Regions from separate parts of the Mus musculus genome. Here region 2 is linked to region 1. Evidence: chromatin contacts called from ENCODE Hi-C or POLR2A ChIA-PET data. All regions are on one chromosome and are shown on one strand. Each heading gives the region's core, a stretch centred on a gene start or an enhancer-like site at or near the end of the contact. The rest is flanking DNA. Distances are from core to core; before and after follow the strand shown.

Evidence for each region. A loop is a pair of places that touch in the nucleus more often than their neighbours do. ChIA-PET counts read pairs that join two places held with the same protein, here RNA polymerase II (POLR2A).
Region 2: a map of regulatory T cell shows a loop between it and region 1 (2.0-fold over the local background). The contact joins the enhancer-like site here to the promoter of Serp2 in region 1. A Hi-C loop is called at or near these places in 1 of 37 maps with a recorded cell type or tissue (regulatory T cell). POLR2A ChIA-PET finds 5 or more read pairs at or near these places in 1 of 5 experiments (Patski).

The regions. Positions count from the first base shown.
Region 1 is chr14:76,554,579-76,559,389 of GRCm38, reverse strand. It overlaps Serp2 (stress-associated endoplasmic reticulum protein family member 2), which reads left to right and starts at 2,703. Exons shown (of 3, transcript NM_001160326.1): 1 at 2,703-2,959. The coding sequence starts at 2,876.
Region 2 is chr14:76,785,212-76,789,800 of GRCm38, reverse strand. All of the region lies in intron 1 of Gm30246 (a long non-coding RNA gene), which reads right to left. Among named protein-coding and RNA genes, the nearest start is that of Gm30246, 6.8 kb to the right of the region's middle. Within about 2 kb of position 1,966, at least 1 of the 3 ENCODE cell types and tissues checked has a DNase peak (open chromatin) inside an H3K27ac peak, as active enhancers do.

The DNA.
Region 1 (4,811 bases), core at 1,454-3,953:
ATCAACTCAACTCTTGGCCCTCCTTCCTTCCCTAGAGGTTGAGAACAGGACCAAAAGTCTTGTTTTTCTTGTAGAGTAGGGTCTTCATATACAGCCTAGGCTGGACTTCAACTAGAGATTCCCCTGTGTTGGCCTCCAAAATATAGGAGTCGATAGTCATCACCATCCTCTGCTTCTGTTTGGACTTCTGAAGGGACTCTACAAATAGGCAGGTTGATGACAGATATGTGGGTAGGTACACAGACAGACAGACAGGCAGGCAGGCAGTAGAAAATGTGGGAGTGGAGGACTTTTCACTGGACTTTTTACTGTGGACAGGTCCTCAATTTAATAAAAACTAATTCAAAATGTCATAAAGTAGAAATTAAAGGAGTAAGATTGTTCCCTAACACACAGAAAACAACGAACAAGAAATAATAATCTTTCCTCAATACGGTTGGCTGCCTCTGTGGAGCGAGGAACACCCTGCTTCCAGTCCAGAAGTGGAAACTACCTATCAGCCTCACTTCTCTGAATGTCCCCTAGAGCCTGGGCTCTGGTCAGCTTCGGTGAGAATTTACCCTGCTTCTGCCCAGTTACTGAAATAAGTGAGGGACAGGCAGAAGCACCTGTGGGTCTTATACAATAGCCCCCCCTGCTCAGGAAACACTTCCCCTACTTAAACGCCAGTGGTGGTCTGTCGTTGGTCCTCTGAGGCGGCGACACGAACGACACAGACACCAAGTTGGGTTCAAGCAGCAACTTTACTCAGGCTTTTTCTTTTACAGCTCTCTTCCCCAGCAGCTTCTTCTTAGGGCAAGGGCTAAAACAACTCCTATTACAACAGCTTCTCTTCTAGTACTTCTACTCACGGCAAGGGCTAAAACTCCTCTCTTCACTATTTGCACAGACTCACCTCCTTCTAGCTCCACCCCACCTCATCCAATCAGAATTCACACACGCTCCAGGCACGAGCTCAGGTCGTTCACAGATAGGCTGACAGGTCCTGACCACAAGGAACAGTCCAGCCTGGCAGGCAGCCCACGCATGCAGCCTCACTGTGCATGCTCTGGCAAGGCAGTAAACAAGTGGGTTTCACGGGTCCTGCAGCCGCACCGCTCCCCACAGTGGTCCTTAAAATCAGGGACCAGAATAGGTCAGACTTAAGTGGTCCTGTGATGTTGGTGGCTGCTCATACTGTTAATGAAGCCAGTAGCTGCTCATTCAAGTGAAGAGATTTCTAACCAGTTGATAGAAGGGTATATTGGCTGGTTTTGTCTAACTTGACCCAAGCTGGAGTCTTCAGAGTGGAAGGAGCCTCCGTTGAGAAATGAGACTATGAGCTCCAGCTGTAAGGCATATTCTTAATTACAGATTGAAGGGGAGGCCCCAGCCCATTGTGGGTGGTGCCATCCCTGAGCAGGTGGGCCCAGATTCTATTAGAAAGCAGGTTGAGCAAGCCAGAAAAAGTAAGCCAGTCAGCAGCACCCTCCACAGCCTCTGCATCAGCTCCTGCTTCCAGGTTTCTGCCCTGCTTGAGTTTCATCCCAACAGAAACTCTAAGATAAACCGTATCCTAAAGAGCTCTTCCTAGCTTTCTACCCACATAAGAAATTCTACCCATACCAGAGCCTATTGAAGCATCCTCCAGGCACAGATAGATAGGATCAGAGATGCATCCGACATATCTGGTCTACACAGCTCTCACTCCTTACCCTTGAGTGCTATTTTGTATTGTCCTAACCCTGGACCACCTCTTCCCACTTCTCCAGATGTCCCTCCTGAGCTCCAAGGAGCCATATTTGTTGAGGAAAGATAAGCGGTTCAGCCCCCACTCCTCCCCTAGCTAAATCTCGGGGTCAGCATCTGGATATTCAAATATTGATTTTTGTCCTTTCACTGCAGAGAAACTCCCAATGCTGTCTGGGAGCTCACACTTAGTACCCCATAGAACAGGGATGCCTGAAGGTCCAAGATGCCCCAAGACAGTAGTGGTGGTGGGGCAGTGGGGGATAAGAGTCCAAGCCTGGTCAACACTTTGGTTATGGGCAGTGGCCATCCATTCTTCCTGTACTGTAGGCTCATGAACCCTTTGCCCTCTATGCACTCAGTGGTTTCTGGGGCAATCTGCTAGTGTGATGACCACCACTGCCAAGGTGAGGTCTGGTCCAACTCCACCCTCATCCACATTTTTCAGGGACCAGAAAGAGGCTTCTTGGCTCTTCGTCCCATGTCACAAAGGGTCTCTTTTTGCACAACCCAACTTGCCAAGTGGGGTTTCCTCAGACACCTAAAGGGCAGGTTCTTTTGGGGTGTTTCCCAACAGTACTACCCAAACCTGGCCAGGCTCAGCTCTGAGACTCAGCGCTCGATGCCTAGGGTCTAGCCTTCAGCTTGAAGCACCAGCGCCCCAATCCCTGCCTGTCCCGAGGTGGTCAGGAAACAGTCAGAGGTCACCAGGCTGGGTGCGGCTGCGTCCCCACCCCCCACGCACGCACAAACGCCGGGTCGCCCGAACCCTATGCCCCGCAGCGTTCGATCTCAGGACCCGGACACCCCGGGCCACGGTGCCCTTGGGCTTGGCGCGCGGCGCTGTGTCAGCGCCCGCCTCTCGCTTCCCGCCTCCTGCCTCGGTGGCCGCGCAGGGTAGGTAGCTGGGGGGACCGGAAGGATGGCGAGGAAGTCGGAGAGGGTTTCCTGAGATGAGAGATTACTTCCGTCCGCGCGCTGGCCTCTCTCTGGAGCCGGCTGGCTGGGGCTCCGGGAGCGGGGTGCGCGGGGCTCGGCCGTGCCTTGCCACCTGCAGCGCCCGGGCAAGCCGCGGGGCGCTGCGGCTACGGCTCACCCCGGCCATCGTTGCAGGTGGGAGTCGAGAGCATCCCCAAGCGCCCAAGCCATGGTGGCCAAACAGCGGATCCGGATGGCTAACGAGAAGCACAGCAAAAACATCACCCAGAGGGGAAACGTAGCCAAAACCCTGGTAAGGCGGGGGCGGCGCCGGCCGGGCCGAGCTGGCAGGACCCGCGGGGCGGAGCGGGGCGGGGCGGGCGGGCCGTGGGCTCGGAGCCAGGCCTCCCGGCCCCTCCTCCGGGGTCCCGCAGGCTGGGGGACCCAGCGGGGCTCTGGGGGGCGCAGACTGCTCTGCTTTCTCGTGGGCGGAGAGGGCTCTGGTTGGTGGAGACTCCCCAAGAGAAGGAGCCATCGTCCTTGAAAAAGGCTAAAAGCTGCATCTTAGGGGCCAGTGAAGCCAACTGGGCTGGGAGCCTACTAAGTGAATGAATGAACGAAAGGATGAACGAATGATAGAATGCCACTTATCCACAGCTTCCAGGCTCCGCCCCTGGACTCTCTCCCCACCCCCATGCTAAGATTTTTCTTTCCACCCTTTTTGTGATCGTCTGTCTCTTCTCCCTGTGTGTGTGTGTGTGTGTGTGTGTGTGTGTGTGTGTGTGTACATATATATTATATATATGGTATAAAAGTAGGGCGTGAGATTCCGAGCTACATTTCTCTTCACCCTCCTCTTTCTCTTGCAAACTGAAGCCGCCTCAGCCAAAGCTGAGTGCATCGTTACTGCCTATAATTCACCGTATGGATTCTGGCGCATTATGATGCTGTAACTGTAGCGACCAGCTTAGTGCCCGAGGTTCTTTGCTCCCAGACTGTGTATTAAAGCTTTACCCCTGGAATCTTAAGTAAACTGTGTACCTTAAGTGCAGAGATTTCCTTTAGGAAACCAAGTTATCTGCTCCAGAAAATGTCAGGCCTGTGACTTTGAACCATCCAAGGCTTGTGTGGGTTTGCATCGTTGCGAAGAACTGGTTTGCAAAGGCGCCTGGAATCTATTAGCCCATACGATTATGGGGAAGTCCAGCCGAAGCTTGGGTTTGTCTGGAAACGCAGACTTGATGAGGCAATGCCTTTTAGCAAAGAAATTATGTTGGTTTGATTAACTGAGGGGAAAAGCTGGCTGTGTAGTCATCACACCGGAATTCTTGTTAAACCAAGCAGAATTGTGGCAGAGAAGCCATGGCGTCAAACTACTCAGAGCTTTGTACACAGCCCCAGGCTGAGGTAACCCTTAAAATTCCTTCTTTTGGGGAACTAGAGCATTTAGCTATGATTGGAGGGGACAAAATGCCAAGGCGCCATAGAATGGGAACCATATTTTTCGCAGGAATCTGTTTCCCCTATGAGGTTTTATTACTGGGTCAGGGCAGGGAGCCACTGCCCAAGTTGGCATTAAAGGCAATTATTTTATGCTCAAAGTAGATCATTTCTTCCTTCTCAAGGTGGCAGACCTATTTGCTGACATAGTGGAATAAGCAGCTGTGGCTCTTTCTAATGAACGAAGGAATCTGAGTTCAGATGTAAAATGAAGCCGGGCAGTGGTATTGCACGCCTTTAATCCCAGCACTTTGGAGGCAGAGGCAGGCAGATTTCTGAGTTCGAGGCCAGCCTGGACTACAAAGTGAGTTCCAGTACAGCCAGGGCTACACAGAGAAATCCCATCTCGAAAAAACAAAAAACAAAAGAGATGTAAAATGATCTCAGTTGACAGCTTATGTGAGGGCGAGGGCAAGGACACCAAGAACTAATTTGCAGGGCTATTTTCTCCATCAGCCTCTGTGAACTTGAGAGAATGTTGAGGGCCTAAAACAAAGCAAAAAAAAAAAAAAAATTGTTGGCTTCAAAATAAGAAAAGAAGATGGTAAACCGCCGTGGAGTGGATATAACTCACCATCTGCAATCCAACTCAACATTTCCAGCTACATTTAAATTATATTTAATGTATGGCATAAGTGCACTTGACAGGTTCTGCTATACCATGG
Region 2 (4,589 bases), core at 717-3,216, 230 kb before region 1:
GGCAGAGCTGTTTTTTTTTTCCCCAGAAAGAATTCAGACCAATCCCTTCCACTCCCTCATACTGGATTTAGGACTGTGACCCTGTCACAGCTACAGAACACATGGGCTCCTGACTCGGCTGAGTGTCTCCAATAGTCTTCCTCACACAGTCAGGCTCAGCCTCTCGGGATGCCCAACATGTGACCAGGAAGGCTGTGGGAGGAACTGAAGCCCCAAGGTCGGAGGGATTCTATTAATACCTTCTATGTTTCAAGTCCTCTGTCTCTGGAGTACTTTAAGCATCCTCTCTGACTCATGCTGGCATGCAGAGAAAAGTCACTTTGGAGATGACTGGCCTTCAAATGTTCAGTTTCCGGGACTCCATCCAGGGGGCTCGTCTGTTGTTATTATGTTCAAGAAACGAACGAGTTAATCAGAGAACACTTTTTGCCTCTTAATGTTACACACCAGCTCAGCAATAAGGCTTTCTGGGTATCACCAAACAGACAGGTGGCTTCCATTCTAGAAGCCCTTAGCCTCCTGAGCTGTCTGCTGAAGCCTGTGGGTTCCTTCTCAGAATATTGCATTCAAATGTGCCAGAGAAAATGCATAGGGTTACAAAGAAAATAAGCCCAACCACATTCGCTCTCTAGACTGTAAGCACTAAACAGGTTCATGTCATGGTAAGAACATGTGTGCTTAATCCTGCAAGAATATAGTGTTTAGATAGTCTTCTCTCTGTTGGTGGCAGCCAAGGACGCTGTTAATACTTCTGTGGCCTGCTGTGTATATCCGTAGTGGAAAATTGAAATTTTCTACTAAAAGTTAGTAAAAACTTATACTCGCCACTCTTCCCCTATTTCAATTCTCAGGACCTCAGAATGCTCTTCCCTCTTGGATACCTCAAACATGGCTCCAAGACTAGCTATTATGCACATGCATACAATTATTCCAAGAACCTGGAGTTTTATCTTCCTATATTCCATTGTAGTATGATCACCTTATGCTGCTGTTATACATTTTTGATATACATTATTAGAATTATGTTTGTAACCTTTTTCTTGGTATTTTTGTATAAGTAAAGTATGTGCATTAAAAACTGTTTTTATAAGCCAGACAGTGTTGGCACATGCCTTTAATCCCAGCACTTGGGAAGCAGAGGCAGGCGGATTTCTGAGTTCGAGGCCAGCCTGGTCTACAAAGTGAGTTCCAGGGCAGCCAAGGCTACACAGAGAAACCCTGTCTCAGAAAAAACAAACAAACAAACAAACAAAAAACAACAACAAAAACCCTGTTTTTATTTTCATTGTTTTTACATTTTATAGTTCATTGTGTGTGTGTATATATATGAATCTGTGCATAGTGTTGTCTATGAGTGTGTGTGTAGTGTCCTCTGTGTGTGCCTGCAATCCTGTGTGTGTGTGTGTGTGTGTGTGTGTGTGTGTGTGTGTGCCATAACCACATGTGGAAGCCAGACAGAAGGAGTTTGCTTCTACCATGTGGATCCTGGGGATTGAACTCATGTTGTCAGATTTGGTGGCCAGCTCCTTTTCCTGCAGAGCCAACTTGCCCCTCAATAACTCGTTATTGAATGGGAATAAAGGGATACTTCCCTTACAGGAGATGGGATGGAGTCTGAATCCGCAGAGTGACACCTGCTCATGCTGGCTCATTTAAGACACTGTTTTTATTTTTTCATCCTGTGTATGTGTGGGAGTGCACACACTCGAACCTGTGCATACTCAGAATCCAGAAGAAAGTGATCCCTGAGGCTAAAATAGGTGCTGGCAACTGACCCCAGGTCCTCTGCCAAAGCAAGAAAGGCTCTTAAGCATTGAGCCATTCCTCCAGCCCCTAAGCTGGATTGTTTTATGTTTTGTCCCTGCCTTTCTGCACCTCCTAGGCACTAGATCAAGATTGGCCTTCAGCCAGGAAACATTGGTTCTGAGATACCCTCCTTGGCCTGTAGCTGCCAGCCGAGGAAGAAGTATGTGCAGGCTGGCATGGGCCCGGCAGAGCTGGTCATACCCAGCAGTGGCCTTGTGGGTAGGCTGAGTGGGCAGGTGTGGTCTCTGAGTCATTGGGCAAGTGCCCCAAAGCTTAAGGACAGACCCCACAGCCCCCGCATTGAGCTTCCTGTTTCCTGTCACAGCGTCCAAAATTCTACCATATTCGGTTATTCATACTGAGCCTTTCACGGATCTCAGTTAATGAATAATTTTTAGTTCTGAGATGGGAGCAGCTTTAGGTGAGGGAGACAGAGATACGAGAAAATTGGGCGAGAATACAGACAGGTTTTATACTTTCACATTTCTGAAATGAATTTCTCTAGTCCTTTCAAACTACTCAGGCAGCATTGGGGAACTGCTGGTTCCCTGCTTACTGGAGCTCCAACAATAGGGTGCCATCTGGGAACCCAAGGACTAGGACTCCCTGAGTTTGATTCCTGTGCATGCCTATGTGCCTATGAGAGATTATGTGCACCACACACATGTAGGTGTGAGAGGAGGCAAGAGGAAGGTGTCAGGTCCCCTAAAACTAGAGTTATAGGGAGTTGTGGGCCACCAGGTGTGGGTGCTGGGAACTGAACCCTGTCCCCTACAAGAGCAGGAAGTTCTCTTAACTACTGTGCCATCCTTCCAAGTCCACTATTCAGTCCTCAAACACACTTTCCTACCTAGCCACACATGAGCACATGAGAGAGGCAAGAGAATTAGGACATAGCACAGAGTGCGGGACAGGGGACATGCTGCGTCTCAGCTTGATGTCACCAGGCTCTTAGTCACACTGCCTTCTCTGTCTGGGGAGGACCTAGGATCTAAGGAAAAACTTTTCTCAAGATGAAGGCTGAAAACTTCAAAGGTAACACAGGACTATATTTTCTTGATCCTGAATTAGAACGGAGACTCGGATACATGGGCGTATCTCTGTGTGAAGTCTTTTTAAAAGGAGAAATAACTAAAGCTATAGCTTTAGTTAACATGGACTAAAATCTTTATTAGTTAGCGGGCAACTCCACTGACCCTGGTCCAGGATAGCACAGCCACTCATGTCCATCCTATTGAAAGCACTTGGGGAGTTGCTGTTCCTGTCTACCTACCCCATGGACAGGAGGGTCCCCAGAATTGTCATCTTCATTACCTTTTATGGCACCCTTGGACAAATGATTTACTGTGCTGTCTTTTCTCTCTAAGGAAATATTCGGTTTCCTATCCGCTATTATTTGACATAGCTTGTCCCTTGCCAGCTCATATACTGGGATCCTGGGACTCAGTACGGTGATATTGGAGAATAATGGAACCTTTAAGAGGTGAGTCATAAGGGTGGAGATTAGATTCCTGGGGACATTGCCACCAGAAGGGATTAATGCCTCCTGAGACTCCAGATAGTTCTGGAGAGAGTGGTTGTAGTGAGTCAGACCAGCCCCTCCCTGCTGTCTGGCCCCCCATTTGCCACGTGTTCCCACCATCAGGATGCCATACACAATGGGCACCTCACCATAGCCAAGCAGAGACTGCTGCCATGCTCTTGGGACTCCAGAACTGTGAGCTAAATACACCCTTCTTCTTTACAAATGATCTGGCATCGGGTATTTGGGTATTGCAACTAAACGTAGACTAACACACTACCTAGAGATTTTATATTCCTCTTAGCCAAGGGGGAGGCCTTATATTATACCCATTTCACCCTCCACAGGTAGATTCATGGGGGGGGGGGTGGTATGTAATTATGTAGAAAATCTTAACTCACGAGTGTCCTCATCAACATAATTCTTGATTAACCAGATTGGTTTTTTGCAAAATGCTCTAAAAAACAAGGAAAGTTGCTGAATCCTCCCTCTGCCTCTCGCAGCCTAGTAAATGGAACCATAGTTGTTTGCCTTTGCTTTCTCTTTTGTAACTAGAAAAGAAAGGTATTCCTGGAAAACCAGGATTGTCTGTCACCTCATAAGGGGTCATGGTAGACTGAGTGATGCCCTCTAAGGAATCGTTTGGAAAGCTCTAGAACCTGTGACTGTTGGTTTATACAGTAGAATTTCTGAGCATTTGACTATTAAGGATCTCTAGATAAAGCGATCACTTGGAGTGACCTGGGTGGGCCCTAAACACCTCAAAAGTATGGTTAAAGAATATGAGACACTCCAGAGAAGACTTCACTATGAGGGCAGAGGAAGACCATAGAAGGATTGCAGACACAGCCAAGGAACACCAAGGAATTCTGGCAGCTTCCACAAGGCTCCAGAACCTGGGTGGGAGCTGATTTCTTCCCCAGCCTCTGCGGGGCATGTGATCTGTTGACACTATCTTCAGACTTGTGGTCTCTGGAAGTGTGTGACATTTCTGTTGTTTTCAGGTGTCAAGGTTGTGGCAGTTTGTTAAGAATGAACCCACTGGTTAATACTCTAAGGCCCATAGTTTAGTAGAATAAGTACTGCTAGCTTTCGTATATTGTATACTTGCAATGTACTGGGAATACACAATGTGGCCCAATAGGCGGGGAAAGCATGTAAACTCAACTCTGTCTAACACCGTGGCCAATAAAAGAACGATTACACGGTATTCACAGCACCATTTTACATCAAGATGTGTTGGCCTAAAATGACAGGCAAG